Regions from separate parts of the Homo sapiens genome. Here region 2 is linked to region 1. The links are chromatin loops, found by intact Hi-C in ENCODE. Cell type or tissue: dorsolateral prefrontal cortex. All regions are shown on one strand. Each heading gives the region's core, and the rest is flanking DNA. Links, peaks and the distances in the headings are about the cores only.

Region 1 (11,488 bases), core at 3,457-5,956:
AGCAGCTGGGCAATTCAACGAGCATACAAAAGAGTTGACTCAATTCAAAGGCAGCAAATCAAGATAAATCCTATAGTGTGTGGGGACCGGAGAGGGAATGTGAATGAACGCCCACGACGCCGTTCAGTCCTGTATGGACCGGCCTAGCCCGGCTGCAGGGCCTGACACGCCCGGGTCCTAGGGTTCTCCAGGAGCCAGAATCGGAGAGTGGGCTCTGAGCTGCCTTGGCTCCCAGGCCCCCAGCACTGGCCCGAATTTAGTAATTTAGAGCTTGTGGCCTCCTTCGGCTGGCTGGGTGGGGCTCCCGTGATAGGGGTGCAGAGCCTTGAAGGGGAGTGCTAGGACGAAAGCCAGTGCGCCCCCACGATTTCATGCAAATACTGGGGGGCAGGGGCCCTGGAAACCCAGCACAGCCCCAGGGGCCGGCAGGAAGGGCACCGGTGGTTTGGAACACCTAAGCTGTGGCCTTTCTCCCTCTGCCCCGACCTGGACCACGGTCAGAGCCAGGCCGCAGGCCAAGAGCAGGTCCTTGTTTACCCACCAGATAGATACTGCAAGCCTGGGATGTGCCAGGCCTGGGCCTGTGGAACGAGGCCGGCGGTGAGCGGGGCACCCTCTCCTCCCTGCCTGTCTGTGAGGTCTCCCCAGCTGCAGCTCCACTAGGGAGAAGCTGGTCGGCCCCCAGAGCTTCCTTGGTCACGCTTGGAAGGTCCCAGTAAGCTACCCTCCAGCTTCTGGCCTGGCCAGCCTTGTGCAGAAGATGACCACCGGGCTCCGGGCCCCAGCCTATCCACTCCGCCTGCCAAACATAAACCCCAAGAGAGGTACTGGATCCCCATTTCCAGCAGGTTCCCCCAGGCCTGTGCTGGCCAAGTGCAGCCGAAGCTCTGGAATGAGCCTCCTTTGCCTTCGCAGGTGTCCCCCGTGTGCCCTGCGCTGTGCTGGGCGCCTGCCCGGAGGAGCCGCGCCAGGACGTCCTGCTACTTCCCAGGAGCAGGCATGATGAGTCCATTTCCTCGGGGTGCAAACTGAGGCCGAGGGCCTCTTCAGAGCGCCCTTGACCGGTACTGCCTGACCCCAGAGGTCAGTTCTGCGGTCACTCGGGGTCTGAGATCCACGGAGAACCTCAGAGGTCAACTTGAGGGGCGGGTAGGGGTACGCGCGCGGGGCCGTGGGAGGCGAGATCCCGCAACCTGAGGAGCCAGGACCCCAGCAGAGAGCGAAACCTGGAGCTGGGGGAGGGGACGGCAGAGGACTGGAGGCCGGGCTGCACGGCAGGGGTCGAGTCCTCGCGGCCGCCCCCCCCCCCCACCCCGAGCGGAGGCTGCGCCGTCCGGCTGCGACCGAGTCCCCGGAGTCCCGGCCGGGTCGCCCCTCCCCCGTGGCCGCGCCGATTGGCGGCCTGCTGTTACCCGGACGCCGGCGCCGCCGCCGCGAGGACATCTGTCCGGGGCCCAACGCCGCGCTCCACGCCCCCTGCCCCTCCCCCAGACCCAGAACCGGGGAGAGGACGCGGCGGTGAAGCTGGGAGGTTGGAACCTGGAGGGCGGCGGAGTCCCGGAGTTAACGGGGCGGGGGGCGGGGCCGGCGCTGGCCCTGGGGACAAAGATCCCCACGCTGCCTGAGGGCTGGGCTCTGCAGACACCGAGGCAGGAAGAAGGACTCCGTATTCCCCGTCCCCCAGATCCTCAAATCCACTCAGGCTCAGACCTGAGTGTCCAGGTGGGGTGGGGGAGACCGAACCCTCCTGGGCCCTCGAGGCGCGCGAAGGCGACGCTGAAGGGGGGACGCCGGGACGCTGCTTCCTCCCTGCACACGCCGCCCGAGCTGCATCCCTAAACGCTCCAGGAGCTTCGCGGGTCCCCCCTGCCCTCCACAACCCCCGAAGCTGCCCCCAGCGACCTCTCCCCGCCCTCAGATGGGGCCGCAGGGGCGGGCGAATGTGTTGCGCTCGCCGTGGGTTGGGAGGAAGGGCGCGGATTGTAGGAAGTCCCTGCTCCTCCCTGGGCAGCCTGGCCCCGGGGACTCGCGCTCAGCCCGCGGCGGAGGACTCGGTCGGGAATGGTGCTGAGATTGCGCGGGTACGGCCCAGGGCCGTGACCGGGTGGCCACCGTGCAGTTTGGGAAGAGAAAAAGTTCGGGGGGGGGCCGACACCCCGAGATCGAAGAGGGAAAATGGGAGGAAAGCAGGCGGCAGGGAGGGAAGAGCGGCGGAAGAGGGACCAGGAGAGCTGGGGGTCCGCTCTGGGCCCCGGGGTCCCGCCCCACTCGGCAGCCCAGCCCAGCCCAGCCCCGCCGCGCCAGCTTCCCGGACCGGGAGAGGCTAGGGTCACCGACGCCTATTAATAGCCGCGAGCGGGTCCTTCCCGGGAGCTCCGCAGCGGTCGGCAGAGCCCAGCCACCGGCTGGGGTGGGGGCGGGGGTCCCGTAACACCCCCTCCGGAGGTTCAAGCGGCGCGGGGCGGGGCGCTGCGCCCCCCCACGCCGGCTTTGCGAAGTCGAGGCACCCACAGCCCACTCCCTCCCCACCTCCGACTCCGAGACCAGGTTTCAGATGAAGAGGGGTTCGTCTGTGGTTCAACTTGGGGCGCCGCGGCTACCCCAGCGCACTCGAAGGCGCGCCCAGCCCCCTCCCCCTCTTTCTGCCCAGCCGGCTTTTTGCTCTCAGCGCGCTCCGGAAAGTTTCGGGGTCCCCGCGGCGCCTCCCTAGCCCTAGGGGTCCGGAGTCCTGGCCCTTCCAGCCGCGGCGTCGGGGAGGGAAGTTTGTCCGGCCCAGGCTCGGCGGCCGCTAACTTCGGGTGCGCCCGCCTCCGAACCTGGGTGGGTGGATGGGGACGCCCGGGAGCCGCGGGCCCCGAGCGCCGCATCCAGAGCCCCGCGGGCGGGGAGACTCGGCCCTGGCGCGGACGCCGAGGTCAGGGCACCAGGGATGGGGTGGCCCGGGCTGCGAGAGCCGCTGGGGACCCTGCGCTGCCCCCCGCCGCCCCCCCCAGAGAGCATCCTCTTCCCTGCCTCCCCTAGGGGCGGGGACCCTCCGATCCCGCAGCGGCGACAGAGGGGTCCCCCGGCCCCGGACAGCCCCCTGCCCCTCAGGCCCCTTCTTACCTGGGCCGGGGTGCGGGCCCCGGGCTGGAGGCACTGTCGCGGGCGAGCAGAGCGCGCGCACCCCGGTTCCCCGAGCGCGGCGGCGGCGGCGGCGGCTTCCCCTCCTTCCTCCTCCTCTTCCTCCTCCGGGCTCGCTGGCTCCAGACAGCCCTCCTCCCCCTCCCGCCCTGCCGGCCCCTCCCGGAGCCCGCCCGGCTGGACTCGGCCTGCGACCCGGAGCCCAGCGGAGCCGGCGGGAGCCAGGCTGCGGCGCTCACTGCGTCAAGCGCGGGGCGAGCGCGGGGCGGCGGCGGCGGGGACCGCGCGCTCGGAGCCCGGGGCTGGCCGGGCAGGCGGGGGAGCGGCGGCTCCGGCTCCGACTCGGGCTCGGGCGCGGGCGCAGTGGTGGCGGCCGCGGCAGCGCCGAGGTTGTAGCACATTCTTTCTGAGCGTGATGGAAGGTTTCATGTGGGAGAGCGCGCGGGGAGGGATGGGGAGGGGGCGGGGGCCGCGGCGGGGGCGACCGGAGGGGCGGGGGGCGGGGTCGCTGCCCGCACGTCGGTGGGCTGGGGGGTGGCCGGAGGGGGGCTCCGGAGGGGAAGTTGGAGCCAGCCGCGGGGGCGGCGTGGGAAGCCGAGTGGCGGCCTCGCCCCCTCCTCCTGGCCCGCCCCGCTCGCCCCCTGCCCCCGCCCCAGGCCACCCAGAGGCTCCCAGGCTTCGGTTTGGAAGAGAAGCGTCCGAAGGTCTGGGGGTCGGGACCCTGGTGGCGCTGGGAGGTGGGCCCCTGGGTGGGGACACGGCTGTGCTCACAGGCGCCCGGCAACCTCGTGGAAGTTGACCCCAAGTCAGACCCTCTGTGAGCGCGCGCGTCCGCGAGGGCCAAAGCACAGCCCGCAGGACGCGCGTTTGCGGGGCGGGGGGAGAGCGGGGCACTTGGGGGCGGGGAGGTGGAGCGAGAGGGTCGTCGGGCCCCTGGCGGCCCCGCGTCCCCAGAGACTCGCCCTCCCCTAAGGTCGCCGACCCCTCCCTCCCTTCCCTCCCCGTTGCGCGTCGCCCCCCGCCTTTCGGCCGGGAGGAGGGGGAGGCGTGGGAGCGGCCCGGCGCCTTCCGATTCCCGGAAGGTTCGGTTTAGCGGATTTCCCTCTCCCTTCATGTGCCTCCGGAATCCCAGCGGATCCGAAATCGCGCCCTCGGGCTCTGAGCCGAGGGGTCCCCCGTCGCTCCCTGGTGGTCCCGAGCCCTCGCCGAGCGGTCTCACGGCTTCCCAGGGCGTCTCCCGCTCCCACCCGCCCCTTCCCCAGCCTGCGGCTTTCGTGTGGGCTAAAAATTCCAAACCAGGCTCAAGAGCGCCCTCGCCCGGCTAAGCCCCCGCGCGCCGCTTCACAAACCGGCCGCGTGCGGAGCTGCGGAGCCCGGGACCCCCAGCGCGCGCTGGGCGCGACACTCTGGACCCCGCTGCCAGCGCCGCGCCCCTCCGGCCGGGGAGCCCCACACCGTCAAGAGGGCAGGGAGAGGGGAGGGGAGGGGACTACTGGAGGGGAGGGGGCTGCTCCCCGGGTGTCTTTCCCGGAGGAGGTCCCGGGACAGGGGTGGGGGTGGCGCGGGAGGCCGCAGACAGCGCGCCCCGAGGATGGCCGGGCCGGGGATGGGCGCGCGGGGCTCCTGTCCGGACGTGGGTCCAACGGCCTCTCCGCAGCCCAGAAACTCCGTCCAGCCCGCGGGACGGCCGCCCGCCCTCCGACCCCGAGCCTCTACCACACTTGTTCCTGCAGGACGGGGTTGGGGGGACTGAGACCGTGATTGAGGCCGGGGCATGGAGGAAGTGCCGCCGCCTGCTCCCGGGATTGCTGGACACGAAGGGTGGAGGCCAAGGACGGAGCCCCTGCCTGCGGCTGTCCAGCCCTTAGTCCCTGCGCGGGGGCGCCCAGACCTCCAGGGAACAGGGAGACAGAGCGGGCCGAGCCCGGCCTGGGGGGGGTCTCTTCCTGGTCCCTCAGGGAGGGTCCCGGCTGCTCTGAAGCGCGCAGTGGCCTAGGTGCGCACACAGCCCCTTTCTCTCACTTCCCCCCTCCCCTACTCGAGGGGCCTGGAGAGTCCCGGACCTGGCTCCTTGGAGGAAGCTGGGAGAAGGGAGCTGTCCCGCGGACCTTCCAGGGCGCTGAGGAATTTCAGCCCTGACTGACTCCCTCTGCAGCGCCTTCCAATGCTGAAATATGCCCTCCTGTCCCGTGAGAAGGCAGGGCCCCCGCGGGGCCTGGCTGGCCTCGGGCTGCTGTCCCCCCTCAGGCTGGGAATGGGCCACCCCAGGACAGACCCGAAGAGAGGAGGTGGGAGGAAGGCTGGCTGTCTCTGGCCTCTTCTGGAGCTCTCTCTCCCCGCCTCTGTTTGCCTCTGTCAGAGAATATGTTTGTTCTCTCTCTCCCTCTTCCTCTCTCTCTCTCCCTCCACCCTCCTTTTCTGTCTCTTTCCCTCTTCCTCTTCCTCCTCTTCTCCCCTCTCCCTTTCCGCCTCTCCTCTCTCCTTTTCTTTCTCCGTCTTGGTCTCTTTCTCTCTGACATTCATCTCCTCCTGATCCCCCTCCCCCAGCAGACAGAGGTACCCAGAGGCAGCCTGTGTGGTGTAGACACCTTACAGCACATCCAGGGAAGATGCGTGTGGATACCCACCCCAGCTCCCCGCCGCAAGCCGGTGTCCCACAGGAAGATGCCGCAGCCTCACTGGGACAGGAAGGCTGGAACCCCCCCCACCCCATAGCTCACACTGTGGTTGTGCAGAGAGTTGCAAAGGCATCCTGCTTCACACACCCCCGAATCGCACACACCCCGCCCCACCCAGTGTAACCCTCACACGCAGGCACGCACACTGGTGTGGCACTATGACGATCCTTCCTGTGATGGAGGTTCCTAATGGCTGGTGGCTGGCATGAAGTCATTTAGTCCTCACAGCAACCCTAGAAGTGAACCAGCTGTGAAGATCTCCAGTTCCCAGAGGGTAACATCGAGGGGTCCAGAGATCAAGTACCTTGGCCAGGGTCACCATAAACTGGAAATGGCCAAGCCAGGGTTTGAATCCAGATGGTCAAACTTGAAGGCAGCTGTACTAAGCATGTTCCCATCTGCATATGCACATGCGTTCACGCACAGTCGCTCCACACACACGTGCTCGCTCAGGCCTCCTTTCTGAGGTGCTGCCACTGCCCGGCAGCAGCCCAGACGCAGCAGCGATGGCCCGGTCCATCAGACAGCCTGTCTTTCCAGAGATGAGTCAGCTGGGCCAGGACCTAGGACAGAGCTAGGGATGGTGGGTGCACCCCCACCCACCTGGGCACCGTTGCTAGATCCAGGGCTTAGCAGGTCCTTCTGATGTACAAAACGTCCTCGTTCAGAAGAAAACGGCCCAGTTTAAGACCTGCCTGGGCAACATAGTGAGACCCTGTCTACAAAAAATAAAAAATTAGCTGGGTGTGGTGGTGTGTGCCTATGGTCCCAGCTATTCAGGAGGCTGAGGTAGGAGGATCACTTGAGCCCAGGAAGTGGAGGTTGCAGTGAGCTATGATCGCACCACTGCACTCCAGCATGGGCAACAGAGCAAGACTGTCTCAAAAACAAAAAAAGAGCTAAACTGCCAGTAAGATTCTCATTTTTATGGAAACAAATCAACCACCATCTCATGACCCACCCAGCTACCCTTTGGGGAAGAGGCTGGTCAGTAAGAGCCGTAGGGGCCTGGGGCTGTGGGGCCTCAGGGCTTTCCTTAGGTGGTTGGAAGCACACCCCCTCCCCTCCACCCTGCCACTGCCCTGAGCCTGTGTCCCTGGACGCCCTGACTTGATGTGTCAGTTTCATCCAACAGAGTGTGAGCTTGAGAGAGCAGGACAGACTGACTCACCTCCAGGCCTCAGTGCCCCACTCCAGCCCCACATGACCACACCCACTTCCAGGATAAGTGAGGACTCATCTGGTGGCTTTGATACCTTTGCCCCCCTGCAGGTGGTTCCTGCGCCCTCTCTCTGCTGAGGATGGCCTGGCTGGAAGTGAATGACCCAGTTGCCTGAGTGTGTTTGGGGGAAGCAGGGGAGGGATAGAGCAGCTGGGATTAACCGCGAAGGAGTGGGGAGAGAATTCCCCCCGACCCCCGGACCCATCCTAAGGAAATGGTAACCAGAGAAGAATGGTGACAATCTCTTCCTGTCCCCAGAACTTCACAGCAAGAACAACAAATGCCCATAAAACCCCGAAGCCATAGATTAAATGATGTGTCCAATTTCTATCTCAGGCAAAGAGCCAGTTCCCCCTATATAAAGAGCTCTTACAAATCAATAAGAAAAATAGCCAAGAGGCCAAAAAAAAAAAAAAATAGACAGAGGTAATGAACAGAAAAGGAAATCAAAAGGATGTTTAAACAAATGAGAAAGTGCCTATGCTCACTCCTAGTGACAAAAGTGCATGCTGAAACTGTACTGATGTGATTTTTCACTCATCAGATGGGCACAGATTAAACAGTCTAAGGACACACCCTGTTGCAATAGTGTGGGGAAGCAGACACCCTTGGAACCTCTGAAACAATGTCAAAATTCCAAATGTACACACCCTTTGGCCCAGCATTTGCTTCTAGGAATCTGTCCTCCAGATACTCCTCCCAAATGTGAAAAATGATATATTGCTTTGTACAAGGTTATTCGCCGAAGCACTCTTTGTAACAGCAGCAGATTGGAAGGATCCTAAGTGCCCGCTGACAGTGCAGTGCTTAAATCATCATGGCACATCCAGCCGGATAAAGGTGGACTGATTGGAGTCCATCTGCAGATGTTCTTTAGTGTGAAAAAGCAAAAGGGGCCGGACAGTGTATATGGCACCTTTTTTTTTTTTTTTTTTTTACACTGTGTCAAAAAGGAGTTAATGAAATGACATTTTAGTTGCCTGCACACACTGATTACTGGAAGGAGACCCAAGAAACTAGAAATAGTGGGTGCCTCCTGTAGGAACCTGGGGGCTGCAAGTCTTGGGGAGAGGGTAGAAGGGGACTTTTTTTTTTTTTTTTTTCTGAGACAAAGTCTCACTCTTGTCCCCCAGGCTGGAGTGCAGTGGTGCGATCTCGGCTCACTGCAACCTCCACCTCCTGGATTCAAGTGATTCTCCTGCCTCGGCCTCCCGAGTAGCTAGGATTATAGGCACGTGCCACCACACCTGGCTAATTTTTGTATTTTTAGTAGAGACGGGGTTTCACCATGTTGGCCAGGCTGGTCTCGAACTCCTGATCTCAGGTGATCCACCCGCCTCAGCCTCCCAAAGTGCTGGGACTACAGGAGTGAGCCACTGCACCCGGCCGGGGACTCAATATAAAAAAATATTTTTAACGTATTATTTATTTACAGACAGTGAAATTCATACTTCTTCAGTTTTATACTGTTCAGAACTACAGTTCTGAAATTGGACAAATGTGGACACTGGTTGCCATCACTACCTCCATCAAAATACTGAACATTCCCATCACCCCAGAAAATGAGACTTTTCCCCATATGCCCCTGTAATGCCATTTGAATTCTGTGCAATGTGCAGACATGTTCCTTTATAATAAATTTCAATGTGAAAATGAAAATGGAAAATTGTTTTCTATCATCTCATCTGGTTCCCACTGTAACCCAGGGAGGTGAATCCTTCCTTCCCCCTTTTACAGGTGACAAAACTGAATTTTAGGGGGCAACTTGCCTAAGGAAATCCTGCAGGAGCAGGTTGGGATGGGAACCCAAGGCTTTTCTTTTTTTTTAAGACAGAGTCTTGCTCTGTCACCCAGGCTGGAGTGCAGTGGCACGATCTTGGCTCACTGCAAGCTCCGCCTCCCGAGTTCCCACCATTCTCCTGCCTCAGCCTCCCAAGTAGCTGTGACTACAGGTGCCCGCCGCCACGCCTTGCTAATTTTTTGTATTTTTAGTAGAGACAGGGTTTCACTGTATTAGCCAGGATGGTCTCGATCTCCTGACCTCGTGATCTGCCCGCCTCAGCCTCCCAAAGTGCTGGGATTACAGGTGTGAGCCACCGTGCCCGGCCTATTGTAGCTATTTCTTATAAATGGAATCAGACAATATGTGGTCTTCTGTGACTGGCTAGTTTCACTGAGCATTGTTTTTGAGATTCATCCATGTTGTAGCATTTCAGTATTTTATTCCTTTTTATTGCCAAATAGCACTCCACTGAGTGCCTGGAGCACATTTTATTACCCATTCATCAGCTGATGGTCATTTGGGCTGTTTTCGCGTTGGAAATGTGAGTCACACAGCTAGATACATTCATGTACTAGTTCTCACGCGCACATGTGTTTCCATTTCTTTTGGGTAAACACCTAGGAACGGACGTGTTGGGTCATATGGTAAGCCTATCTTTCACATTTTGAAGAGTTCACAAACTCTGCCAAAATTTTGATGCCACATGTTATGTTCCCAGCAGCAACGTAGGAGAGTTCCTATTTCTCTGCATCCTCGTCAACACTTTTATTATTATTATTATTTTTTTTTCTGAGATGGAGTTTCACTCTTGTTGCCCAGGCTGGAATGCAATGACACGATCTCGGCTCACCACAACCTCCACCTCCTGGGTTCAAGGGATTCTCCTGCCTCAGCCTCCACAGTAGCTGGGATTATAGGCATGAGCCACCACACTCAGCTAATTTTGTATTTTTAGGAGATGCGGTTTCTCCATGTTGGTAAGGCTGGTCTTGAACTCCTGACCTCAGGTGATCCACCCACCTCGGCCTCCCAAAGTGCTGGGATTATAGGCGTGAGCCACCATGACCGGCCAACACTTTTACTATTATTATTATCATTTGAGACAGGGCCTCACTCTGTCACCTGAAGGGTGACACTCTGTCACTGTCAGGCTGAAGTGCAGTGGCACGATCTTGGCTCACTGCAACCTCCACCTCCTAGGCTCAAGCAATCCTCCCACCTTGGCCTCCAGAGTAGCTGGGACTACAGCCATGAACCACCACGCCTGGAAAATTTTTGTATTTTCAGTAGAGATGGGGTTTCAACATATTGCCCAGGCTGGTCTCGGACTCCTGGGCTGAAGCGATCCACCTGTCTCAGCCTCCCAAAAGTGCTGGGATTTCAGGCATGAGCCACCACACCCGGCCTCAACACTTACTATTATCTGTCTTTTTTATTATGGCCATCCTAGATGGTGTGAAGTTGTATCTCCTAGTGGCTTTGATCTGCATTTCCCTGGTGACTAATGATGCCGAGCATCTTTTCTGTGCGATTGAACTTCTACATATCTTTTGGAGAAATGTCCATTTGAATCTTTTGTTCATATTTAAATTGGGTTATCATTTTATTATTGAGTTGTAAGAGTTGTAAAATATATTTTAGACACAGTCCCTAATTAGATGTATAATTTGCAAATATTTTTCTCCCTTTCTGTGGGTTGTTTTTTCACTTTCCCGTTGCTGTTATTTGTGGCACACGAGTTTTAGATTTTGATGAAGTCCAATTTTTTCATTTGTTGTTTGGGCTTTTGATGTCACATCTGACAAAATTTTGCCTATGACGAAGATTTAGTTCTGTATTTTCTTCTAAGAGTTTCATGGTTTTAGCTCTTCTGTTGAGGTCTCAGATGCATTTTTTTTTTTTTAATGGAGTTGTGCTCTTGTTCCCCTGGCTGGAGTGCAGTGGTGCGATCTCGGCTCACTGCAACCGCCACCTCCCAGGTTCAAGCGATTCTTCTGCCTCAGCCTCCTGAGTAGCTGGGACTACAGGCATTCGCCACCATGCCCAGCTAATTTTGTGTGTGTGTGTGTTTTTAGTAGAGGCAGGGTTTCACCATGTTGGCCAGGCTGGTCTTGAACTCCTGACCTCAGGTAATCCACCTGCCTTGGCCTCCCAAAGTGCTGGGATTACAGGTGTGAGCCACCACACCTAGCCTTGGATGCATCTTGAGTTGATGTTTGTATATGGTGTGAGGTAAGGGTCCATCTTCATTCTCTTGCATGTGACTACTTGACCCAGCACTATGTGTCAAAGGTCTCCTCTTCCCCTAGCCCCATCAAATTGTCTTGGCTCCCTTATTGGAAATAAATAGAGTAAAAATACAAGGGTTTATTTCTGGACTCTCAGTTCTAGCCCATTGCTGTTCATATCTGTCCTTACCACAGTACCACACTGTCCTCATTACCGTAGGAAGTTTTCACAATAGGAAGTGTGAGTCTTCCCACTTTTTTTTTTTTCTAGAAACAGAGTCTTGCTCTGTTGCCCAGGCTAGAATGCAGTGGTGCAATCATAGCTCACTGCAGCCTTGAACTCCTAGGCTCAAGCGATCCTCCCACCCTAGTCTCCTGAGTAGCTGGGACTACAGGCATATGCCACCACATCCAGCTAATTTAAAATTTTTTTTTGTAGAGATGGAGTCTTGCT
Region 2 (11,488 bases), core at 3,076-5,575, 480 kb before region 1:
TTCCTCGTAGCCCAGTGCCCGGTGCTCCCTCATCGAGGTGGTACCCTGTTCCTCGTAGCCCAGTGCCCGGTGCTCCCTCTTCCAGGCGGTGCTGCTGTGACGGTGCCGCTGGGGTAGCTCACGTGGCAGCATCTCGGAATGCTTGTGCCTCAGGCCGAGCTTCTGAAGTGACGGCTGGGTCATTCGTGTGCCTGTTTTCAGGAGCTTGGCTTTTAGAAGATGAATGTTGCCTATCAGCCGGCGTAGTGTGCCGCTGTGAGCAGCCTACACCACGCAGTCTTGATGCACTTCCTGGGTGTTGTGTAACTTTCCTTCTCTGCTGATCTGATGTGCGGAACAGAGCGCCCTTCCCACAGTCGCTGTCTTGGTGACTTGGTGTTCCTTTCACCAACATGACACATGTCCACGTCCGTGAAGCCAGAAGCCAGCAGGTACCTCAGCAGGTCCTGTGGGTCGGGCTCCTCTGCGGAGTTCCTGCCGTTGCTGCCTTTTTAAAGTTTGCCTCAGTTTCTCTCCATAGTTACTGCAGTAGCATTCCAGCCTGTTTCAGGGAGGATCCTGGAGCTCTCCCACCCAGAGGAGTTCCAAGGTAGGGAAGGCCGCCCAGGGAGGGTCTGATGTCAGCTTGCCGTGCAACCTGGTGCAGGAAACAGATCATCCCGCAGTGAGCAGATGCCGAGCCGGAAGCCATCACCTCCCTTGTTTGAGGAAGAGAAAATGACACCATATCTCGGAGTTAGCTGCTGGGCCACCAACCAGCCTGGAGCAAGAAGGAATTTTCCTAGCATTGAGCTATAGTTTTGACCCCTTTTACTGGTGAAGCACAGTTCCAAACGCTGCTGTGAGCTGGACTGAAGTTTCTGTCTGAATGTTTCTGCGCTCTTAGGACTGGAGGCTGGAAGCCCCACGGTGGCACCTGTGCTGCATTCTGGTCTTGGGGCTGGAGTTGGTAGAGGCAAGAAGCTTCTGGAACTCTCAGTGTAGGACTTACTGCTTTCCAGGGTTGCGAGGAGCCTGCTTGTTAGCTTTATGCGGGTTTGCTCAGGTGCTGCACTGGAATTCCTGTCTTACAGCAGAGAGAGTGTCTGTGGGGCTGCTTGAGGATTCAGCGGGATGACGTTGGTAACGTGCCTGGTGCAGCAGCTCTCGGCAGTCCCCGGGACGTGGTGCTGTGACGAAGGGTCCGGGGCTGGCTGTGGAGCCAGGAGCAGGCAGGGCTCTCAGTGGGCAGCGGGGCAGCCTACAGGGCACTGGCCGTAAGGCGCTCCAGGAGGGTGGGGTGCTTGAGTGCATTGCAGCCTGGGGGTTGGGTCAGAACCACCAAACCTTGCCTCCTGTGTGTTTCTCCCTTCCTTTAGCCGTGGACAGATGGGGCGTCATTGGTCACTGGTGTGAGCAGAGCGTGTCAGAGATCCTGGGCCTCTTTACCTTGGAGCAGGAGCTTCATGGCAGTGTAGGGGAGCCTGGCCTGGTTTACGCTCAAGCCTCGTTTCGGCTCTTAGAATCTGAGAATGGACCTCCTGGTTGTGGGGCTGAGGACAGGGCATACTGTTCAGAATCAGTGGGTGGATCTGGTGCGCCCTCTGCTCACGCTTCACACAGGGCACCCCGGGGCTGCCCTGTAGCCTCCCTTCCCTTTCCGGGCCCTCTTAGTCTCCTTGGCCCTTAGGGACCCAAGCACCCCTCTGCCTGGCGTCCCCAGCTCTGCCGTGGGAAGAGCCGGGACAGGAGGCTGCAGTCCTCTGTGGCCCAGCCCGTGGCCATGCTGTCATCTTTCAGATCTGGGGGGGAATAGGCCAGCGTGCTCTGAGGGCTCGTGAAGAACAGGGCTGGGAAGCTCGGGCAGGGATGCGTGGGGCCATGCTCTTGGCGGTTTCTCTGCTGTGCTGGAAATAAGACCGTGCTTTGGAGAGGGCTGGTGGCGGGAGCGGGGCCTCTCAGGACCCCGTGAGGGCTCCAGGGTTCAGGTGTATCATCTGTAATCCCGGCGATGAATGACGATGGGGACGCTGAGAGCAGTCAGTGTTTGTCTCGCATCTGCCCTCACCATGCGCTGCGCTGTGCTTCATGCGCAGCCTCTCACTTGAGCCTCACAGACGCTCCCAGCTGGAAGCTCTTATGATTCCCTCTTTTGCAGGGAGGAACTTGAGCCCCGGGCTAAACAGCTGGGAGGTGGTGAAAGCAGGACGTGCGTCCAGGCCTGTGGGTCTCCAGAGCTCTGTGGGATGTGTTTGCAGGTGGCTCCTGGGTCCCTGTGGGACACGTTGTGTGGCTGCCGTCTCGGCTTTGGCCTTGCTTCTCTGCCTCAGCAGAGACCCTGGGTCATGGATCCTGCCTGGTGCTGTTTTGCCTGTTTGAAGCCCCAGGCATCCTCCTCGATGCTGACTTAAGGTAGAGCCGGCTGAGAAGTCCACAGAGGGGAGCCCCTGAGGGCCGTGGATGCAGATGGAGCTCTTCATGTTGGGGTCTGCCCTGGCCTCCCCTGCCTCCCCTCTGTGCATCGGCTTTCCCAGAAGTGCATTCCAGCCTGGGCTGTGATCGCCGCAGTTTGTTTTGAAGATCCCACCTTGCTGCCTCCAGGCAGAAGAGCCCTTGGCCTGAAGCCACAAGGCTGGCATGTCCTGGAGCACCTGGCCGTGTGGTGCTTCCAGGTGCCTGGGCCTGGCCTGTTTCATCTACTGCTGCCATCAGGGGCCTGGGCAGCGTCAGGAGGAGTCAGGCCCTTGTCAAGCATAAGGGACTCGAGAGTCATTGGGTGTGATGAGTGGATATCACCATGTTTTCTGTCACAGACGGTGCTTTTCTGAGCCTCTTCCTGCCTCAGGTTTCTGTCACCTCCCAAGAGTGAGTGAAGATCAGTTTACTAGTTATGAGTCTTTCCTGCTGTTGGTCCCAGGTGGTTAGGCCGTCCTCTCAAGGACGTAACAAGGCCTTGTCACCTGGCATCTGAATTATGGTGCACTTGAGTCATCCAGAGACCAGCAAGGCATACGAGATCCATGGTGGCTGGGCTGTTCCCCTCTTGCACTTGAGGGGCCTCCCGCTGGAGAAGCCACCACTGGCCCAGGTTCCTGGGGCCTGTGTTTGCATTTGGCTCTACCAGGAGTGGCTCTCCGAGCGAGTCTTTCTGGTGATGGTGACTCCTGTTGGGGGTTTTGAGGCTCAGTGCAGTCGCCTCTATGGAGCCTGTGGACGGTGCTGGCTCAGGGTGCAGGTTTTTAGCTAGTCCTTGTCATCACTGGCACCGTGTCCTGCTGTCACTTTTTGAGGTAATGGGAAAGTACAATTTCTGGGAGCCTTCAGGGCATGGCAGGGGTAAGTTTTCCAGGGGACTCTGTGGGGCAGGATGTCTCCTGTGTGTGGCCAGTGGTGATGATCAGACGGGTTAGGCGGTGGGGGCATCTGGGAGGTCAAGGTGACGGAATTTGCCGTGGATCAGTGTGGGTGAGAGAGCACATCGGGATGGCCAGTTCTGGCCTGCCCTTGAACTGACCATGGCCTCAGCCATGTGTTCCCAGCAAGTCTCATGCTCAACCTGACCACCTGCTCTCGGCATAAGGGGGCCCCTGGGGTTTGACATGGCCAGAGGCCTTGTTGCGTCCGTTCGGCTTTGGCGCCACTCGATGTAAATGGTCTTTGGCAGAAGGTGTGGAATCAGCCTGAGTCTAATGGGCTGTCTCCATGTATTCCACGGTGGCAGCCTGCCATGCCTGTCTGGTCCAGGGCTGTGGCAGGGCACGCGCCAGGAGCTCTGGGTGGCACCGTGCCCTTCACCGTGGGCTCAGTGGCAGCTAGGGGCGCTCCGTCCGGCAGCAGAGAACCCGCGTGATCTGTCTGTATCCTGCTCCTGTCCCCCTCTGCCCCTTGTGCGTCCCATGTGGGGCTGGTCCCAAGAGTTTCTCCCGCAGCCCCGGACCATGCCTGGGACGCACAGTGCACCTGCGCCATAGAGGCCTCAGCCCCCAACCCAGCCCTGCACCAGGGGACAGCCTTTTGAGGCTCCTTGTCTGTCTCTAGAACGGGGCCCTTGATGGCATCTGCTTTCCTGTGGTGGTTCCAGTGCGGATGCTGGCACGTGCCTGCCTTGTTCTTTGGCGAAGGCTGCTCGGGTTAGTTTGGCTAGTGTGGGCCCTTTGAAAAGCCGTCTCTCTCGTGAGTCAGTTGTCTGTCTGTAGGATAGCCCCAGTGAGCGGGTTTTTGGGGAAATGTGAGGGACATCCCTGTGCCTGGGGTCTGGCACCATGCACTTGAACATGGACCCCTCAGTGAGTCAGGTGCCCCAGAGTGCGCTGCTCAAGGTGACAGGGGAGCAGGCCCATTCTGTGCTCACGGCTGTGCGGTCCACCTGCTGGCCGGTGATGGCTGCCCCGGCGACCCTGGCCTGGCTGGTGGCCTCTGCCTGTCCTTTTGGTTCTCAGTCCCCCTCTCTTCTCCACTGGGACTTTAGTAGGAAAAGAGGACTTGGCGGCACCTGTCCCGGGAGCCAGGCCATGTGGAGGAGCTGGGCCTTCCCCAGGCTGTCTGTGCGGCACCTGCCTGCAGTGCCCAGACTTGGACGTGAGATGGTGCCTGTGGCATGTGCAGCCGCCCGCTCCTCTGTGCTCAGCTTAGAACCTCCTCGTGGGGCCTCCTCAGCGGGGGTGGGTGGGTACCAGGCCTGTACATTTTGTGGCCAATTAGAGGGAGAGAGAGAAGGGGGGCATGGCATGGAGATGTCTGGGTGAGCGGGCGTCTGTCTTGGGGCCTCCCTCCCTCATGCGGTGCCTTCTTGTTCCTCCAGTCCTTTCCTGATCAGGGCTAGTGAAGTCCCGGGTTGGGGGACATAGACCCGGTGCCCATCCTGCCAATGCCGGGTTCTCTGTGGCCCCCCAGTATGGTCTGGGGGCCTGTCTGAGGCACCATCATGTTTCAGGCTGCAGCTGGCTGCTGGGCCTGAGATCGAGCCCCATCTCTCCTGAGAGGGGGTCCAGCCCATCCTGGCTCCAGGGGAAAGCCTGGGTCATCAGCAGGCATGGTCGGGTGTCATGGCTGTGCCCCGCAGCACGCGGTGTCTGCCTGCTTGGAGGGGCCTCCGCAGTGGGGCACTGCGTGGCCCTGTAGGATGCAGGCAGGCTTTGGCAAGGCTGGCCCTGCTCTAGGTGGGTGTCTGAACCTGTTCCCTCCCCAGGCAGAGCCCGCAAGGCGAGCACACGCTCCTTCATGACGGGGCCGGGTCCAGCGTCCGCTGCCGCTGGGCTCTGGGGTCTGTCCGGGGTGCCTCCGCCTGCTGCTTTAGCCAGCTTGTGTTGCTTCTTTCAGCAAGATGAGCTGCCGTTAATATTTCACACCCAGACTGTTTCCCTGAATGTTTTGCATTTCCATATTTAAAATGGCATTTACATATTCATGGCTTTTTAAATAAGTTTTTATTGTTAAGGGATGTGGAAGTGGATGAAATGTGAAACTCCCCCTTTTATTCAAGCACTAGAAAAAAATTTCATCCCAAATGCAATCACTTTCTGAGTGTTTAGCTCTGTGGCAGTTGCCATAGGAGATTGTTCCAGAAGCCAGTGGGTCCCAGGGCCATGGAGCCGCCCTTTCTGGCATGCAGGGACTGGGGGAAGGCAACTGCCATCAGCATTGCTTTCCAGCCGAGGTTGGGCATGGAGGCCTGGTTGCTCCTTGGGGTTTCTCCTGGCGGGGGCCTGGCCTCGTGCTGGGATGCGGGGCCGGCTCCCACCCACATCCATGGCTCTTGTTTTGGAGGAAGTGTCTAAGGCAGACGAGGCTCTTCATCTTGGAAGTGGCTAAGCCAGGGATGCCTGGCTTCTTTTCTCCCTTCTCCCTGGTCACTCGGCGTCCCTGCCCTGGTTGGCCTCTTGCTCCCGGCTTTGCGGCTGCGGCTGCAGCTAGGGCCTCGGAGGGCCATTCGGCCCTGGTGCACTCTCCGATTCTGAGGCGTGGAGGGTGGCACCGGCACCCTTCACCCTTCAGGGTCCTTTGAGGGTCCTGTGTAAGAACATGTGCAGGGCGGACGGGGGCTGCTGGAGGGGTGCTGGAGTCACTGTTTTACGTTTGGGCAGTGGTGAATGTGGCTGAGCCTTTGCCTCTGGGACACTGGCCTGGGGAAGGCCCAGAGGAAGCCACCAAGGATTGACAAGAGTGGGAGGCCTTGGGAGAGGCGTCTGCAGGGGCCACCTGGGCTTGGACGCTGTGTAGGTGATCTTGAGCCAAGCACAGGTCACAGAAGGATGCACGTCCTGCAGGGAAGTAGTTGAGGGCTTTGGAAGCCTGGCCACCTGGCCTGTGGCGTGCTGTGCTGCAGTGGAGCAGGGCAGGGACTGGGGGGGGGCGGGGTCCAGATAGTAGACCATAAAAACAGGGAAACTGAGGCCTGTGGGGGGAAAGAGACTCTACTTGGTGGAGTGAAGCCTAGAGCATGGATTTTTCTGATCTGTATTGTTACTTTTTAATATTTTTAGGCATAAAATTGTTTTTTATCATCTCAGGCCTAAACCACCCACAAAACCTTAGCCTTGAGGGTCGGGGGAAGTGTGGTCCGAGCTGCAGCTGGCCTCTCCACGCAGAGCCCCTCACACTGGCCCCTGCTGGAGCCATCTGGACGGGGGTCTGCCGAAGCCCGGCTTCCTCCCCCATCAGCCTTGAAGGAGAGTGGCGGGTGTCCTCTGTGGCTGTGGAGTTCTCAGCCTTGAAGGAGAGCGGCGGGTGTCCTCTGTGGCTGTGGAGTTCTCAGCAGTCTGCCTTTGGCCCCAGCCCCTGGCAGCTTCTCCCAGCATGAGTGTTGTATTTTCCATACTCTCAGGGTGCTGGGTCATTGGTAGTGTCTGGTTCCTCCTGAGACCAGAGGCAGGACACAGAGCTCAGGGCTGTGGCCCTGGGGGCATGGCTGGGGGAGTCACCTTCACTGCTGAGGGTGGGGGGCATCTCAGTGTGCGTCCTGGGGCCCGCAGCGCTCCCGCCTTGGCAAGCCCTGGACTGCAGCCTGTGAGCTCAGAGGGAGGGTGGTCCCGTGAGCTAGGGTGGGGTGGGGGTGCGGGGAGGGTGCTCCCATGGGTTGGCTGAGAGTACATTGCTGGCTCAGGGGGTCGGGCCGTGTGATCCCCGTGGCAGCCAGGGCTTAGGCTGTGGACATGGTGTGGGGTGCTTCCTGGGGGTTGGGCCCTCCTCACAGTCCTCGCCCTGTCTGGGTGGGCTGGCCACACAGGAGGGTGAGGCTGAGGCAGCCTCGCCTGCTCTTCCTCCTCGCCTCTGGCCTCGGTACCGGGGCGTCTGCTGAGGAGGAAGACCGCTTGTCCTGCTGGGACCTTGGGCCTCTCCGATGCATGTTGACTCCAGCTGAGAGGTGTTCTCCTTGCCTGTCCTGCTTTTCATCTGGAAAATCAGGTCCAGGACTCTTGCTTTGCAAGATGAGTGGAGAATTGAAGATTTCAGAAGTTCCCAACATCAAGCAGGTGCTCAGGGAATGGCGGCATTGTTTGCAGGAGTGGGGTCTGTGGTCTCTGTCACTGGGTCCTGCTCACTTGACCCCCGAGCCTTTCTTTCCTCATTTGTATTAGGGTCAGTTCCACCCTCAATGGGTTTCTTTGAAGGGTATGTGCAGCCTGCCTGGGGGAAGGCAGCGGAGTGCTGGCCTTCCTCTCAGTGCTTGCTTGGCCCCTGGGCCTGGGGTTCTCAGAGTGAGGTGCTGCAGGCGATGGCGGTGTGGCCTTGAGAGCGGGGGAGGCCCCATCTGCTGCTTCCCCTCCGGCTGACTTCTCCTAACAAGCCGGAAGTGTGCGTCTGGCATTCATGCCCCCAATCCCCACCTCTTGATGTGGTTCCTTCCGTTTTGTCAGTAGGATCTGTTTTCAACCTCTGCATGCTGAAGTGCTCATCTCTCTAGGCCACTTGGTCTGGCGCCCACCTCGTCGTGGTTCTCAGGATGCCTCATTTCATTAGGCTGAGTGGCTCTGGACTAAGTGCACCTGCAGAGCTGACCGCCCCACCGCCAGCCTGCTGAGCGCTGCCGCAGCCAGGACGGTGGCCAGGGAGCACGTCCCCTGGGGCAGCAGATGCATCCCCTTCCTTTCTCCTTCCCTTTGGACCCTGTATGCACCCCTGCATTCTCTCACCCTCTTTAGCAAGTTAAAAAAAAGCTGGCATTTCCTCCCACCCCCATGAAACCCTTTGTAACAGCAGTCTCAGGTCCGCAGTGTCAGGGGCTGCCCAGTGGTGGTGAGAGCGCAGCGTGGGTGCAGCCCTGGTGAAGGGCCTGGGACTCACAGCTCTGTGCTCTGATCATGGGCTGGCCCGCGCTGTCAGTACAGAAACGCCCTGTGAACTTCAGCTGCCATCATGGCCTGTGTCGTGTGGCTGGTGTCGTGTGGCCCTCGCATAGTTATCCGACATGGCACCGTCGGCACAGAAACGCTCTGTGAGCAGCAGCTGCCATCATGGCCGGTATCGTGTCCTCGTGTAGTTGCCCCATACGTCCACCTCCTGCTTGGCTTCCCCTCTTTGGAGCCTCCAGGGCCAGAGGAGCACAGTTCAGAAACTGCTGGTCAGGAGACCTTTCCTGGAGAAGTTTCTGTTCCGGTTGTGGATCTGGCCTGTGTGGGAGCCTGAGGTGGCATCTTTGAGGTGACCCGGGACCATGGGGAAAGCGCTCTGTTTCCTGGCTGAGGTTTTCAGGCAGTGCCATGGCACAAGCCTGTCTGCACCTGGGGCTAGAGGTGGCACGTGCAAGTCACAGAAGGGAAGGAGGAGACAGCCTGGGCCCCTCACTCACCTGGGCCAGAGGTGGTGTGTGCAAGGTGCAGAAGGGAAGGAGGAGGCAGTGTGGGCCCCTCACTTGCATGGGCCAAGCAGACCGGTAACATGCCTGCCGCTCTGTGACGTTTCTGTTAGAGAGCGGAAGGTGTCTGACCTCAGCTCCCCAAATCAGAAAACGGCATCTGGAGTGCCATATACGTTTGAGAAGAGGGTGCTTGGGTCAGTTCTGTCCTTTGCAAGCGAACATCTTTCTTGGCCCCCAAAAGGTGGTAGTAGAATGTAGATTTCCTCAAACATTTGGAGAAAACACAGAAATGAATACTACTTGAATGTTGTTTATTGTTGCTTCAGGAAGAGAATAGGGAGATGGGAGAAGGGCCCTTGCTGGGGTTGGTCCCTAAGTATTTTGGTGCCCTGAACTTCTGTTTCCTTGCTTATTTTGAAGGGGTTTGTGTGAGCCTAACCCCAGGAGAGCAGCCCACACCCCACAGCGGAGCCTAGAGCAGGGTCAGGGCTGCCAGGAGCTGCTATCTGGGGAGACTGAGGTGGGGTCCTCGAGGCCTCCTCTCTCATGCCCGGCACTGCCAAGCCCAGGGCATCATCAGTGGACTTGGGAGCATCCTCTTATGAACGCTTTTCTTGAGTTTCCCTGTAACTTGTTGTAAACTTTGTAAGCTCTGAGCCAAGAGCTTCCTTCTTAGCCTTGAAGCTGGCCACTGCCGGCTCCTTTCCATGCCGAGCTGGGATTCTTGGTGTGCAGGTGTGGAGAGCAGCTCCGGTGCCATCAGGCGATTGGAGTACGCTTTCCTTCCTTGTTTGGCAGAACATAAAATCAGTCTCAGGCCCTCCCACCATGGCCTCCACTGCTGAGCCCCGAGGAGATGCCAAGAGATGGGAAGGGCCCCCACCGAGGAATGCAGCTGGCTCAGAGTCTGCCTGTGGAGAACAGGAGCCCCTGGAAGGGGCAGGCTTTGGGCAGGTGAGTGCACTTGGTCTGAGGGAGGGTGTTGGTGTTGCCAGCATCCTGAGCTCGAGTTGGTGCCATAGACCTGGGAGGGTCTCTCGATCCTGTTAGGAAACTTGGGTAAGAGAGTCGGAACAAAGAAACATCCACTGCTAGGCACCTGTGGGTACCAGGCACTCCACACGTGTCCCCCTGCCCTGGCACTGATCCTGCCTGCTGGCGGGGAGCCTCTCGCTTTGCCCCAGTTTCCCCAAGGTTGTGGAGCCACTCAGCCTGGAGTCTGCTTGTGAGCTCAGGGCTGGCTGTCTCCTAAGCCTGTGCCCTCTCACCACGTTGCCTCTCATCAGGGCGATGCTTTTTCAAGCTCAGATATCACAGGTCGCTTCCGCAGGGCATGAAGCCTCTTAATGCTGACCCTTTTTTAATACTGTGGCCGAGAAACACAGTTGCGCAGAGTCTGCAGGAGGAACAGTGTGGACGTGGCTGTGACAGGCATTTTTGGTCAGCGTGGGGCAAGTGCGGCTTCCTGTTTCTGTCTCATTGAGCTTGGAGTGGACATAGGGGCTCTAGGAGAAGGAAGGCTGTGACCCCTGCCCTGAAGGAGCTTTCCCTCTGCCTGGGAAGAGAAACCAGCAGTGAATCCCTTAGGGGACTAGAGAGCGTTGGGCCGCGTGGTCCTGATCATGGCCACGCTTCCCAAATGCCTGGCTGCTTGTGAGTTATATGGCGAAAAGAGCCTGAAAATAGAGATCCTTGGACTCACCTCCAAAGGCTCAGATTCAGGTCTCTGCTGAGGCCGTTGCTCCCTTCATGAGTGTACTTTCCCTTGGGCCTGGGACATGTGCACACACGTCACCATGAGAGGTGGCAGGCAGGACTCCCATATGTGGCCGTGAGAGGTGGCGAGAGCTGGTGGGCATTGTCCCGAGGGTCGCTGTGAGAGCTGGGGGGCAGGAGGCCCGGACATTGCCCACCACCTGAGCCTTCCTCTGCACCAGCATTGCCCTCACTTGTCAGTCCAGGCCCCTTTAATGATAAACAATTACCGAAAACAAAGAGTTTTTATTTGTGGGGAATCATAACTATCAGTATTTACCATCTTTGGAAATTAAAATTAAAATTAAATCATTATTTACAATTATATTTATAATCTCATTAAAAACAATTCATTATCACTTAACAAAATATATTTATGAAAAATGCATTTTCTAACACAAAACGAGACAGTGAGAGGAATGGCATTGTTTTTTACTTTTTACAAATCTCTTCAGTGTCTGGTGAAATAGAAGATGGGAGCATCTCGTGTCTGCGTCCATCTGCCACGGTCTCTTCTTTTGGAGTCTGTGGAATAAGTCTGGCCCCGCACAGGTGTGCAGTTGGAAGAAGGAGGGCCTAGTGGCCTGAGGGCCCCACACACAGGTTCTGCTCAGCCTTGCCTGCTGGGTGGGTGAGGGCTGAAGGCAGGTGCGCTCACCGTTCCTTCACACCTTTCGTGGCTAGTCTTACCTTTCTGGGTAGTGTTTGCTCAAAATTCTGATTAGATTGTAGGGGGTGTTTTTTGTGTGTTGAACATGAACATCATTAATGAACGTCAGTCATTGAATGTCTGGGAAGGTGTCCTCAGTTCTGGTTTTTCTGGAAACGGTGACTCATGTATCCTAGAAAAGGCCCACTTTGCAGCATTCCGGGCAGTTGAAGGAAGATGGCTCAACCCATAAGCAGCAGAGCTGACTTCTTTCAGGTGTTCTTGCCCTAGATGAGCAGCAGGGGTGT

Evidence for each region. Peaks named below come from ENCODE experiments on the same cell type or tissue, not always from the same donor. Only the 100,000 strongest peaks of a DNase experiment are listed, where the experiment ranks them.
Region 2: a loop joins it to region 1, with 2.5 times the contacts of the local background. A loop is called at or near these places in 3 of 110 quality-filtered maps.

What each region holds. Positions count from the first base shown.
Region 1 is chr7:1,657,788-1,669,275 of GRCh38, reverse strand. It overlaps a transcript of ELFN1 not described here. Among named protein-coding and RNA genes, the nearest start is that of ELFN1, 6.7 kb to the left of the region's middle. RefSeq lists an enhancer at 1-275. In dorsolateral prefrontal cortex, for the core only: CTCF peaks have their summits at 4,237 and 4,436; a DNase peak (open chromatin) is centred at 4,435; H3K4me3 peaks cover 1,662 bases; H3K27ac peaks cover 671 bases; H3K27me3 peaks cover 1,829 bases.
Region 2 is chr7:2,134,835-2,146,322 of GRCh38, reverse strand. All of the region lies in intron 11 of MAD1L1 (mitotic arrest deficient 1 like 1), which reads left to right. Among named protein-coding and RNA genes, the nearest start is that of SNORA114, 52 kb to the right of the region's middle. RefSeq lists enhancers at 5,756-6,361, 7,663-7,802. In dorsolateral prefrontal cortex, for the core only: a CTCF peak has its summit at 4,552; a DNase peak (open chromatin) is centred at 4,562; H3K27ac peaks cover 719 bases.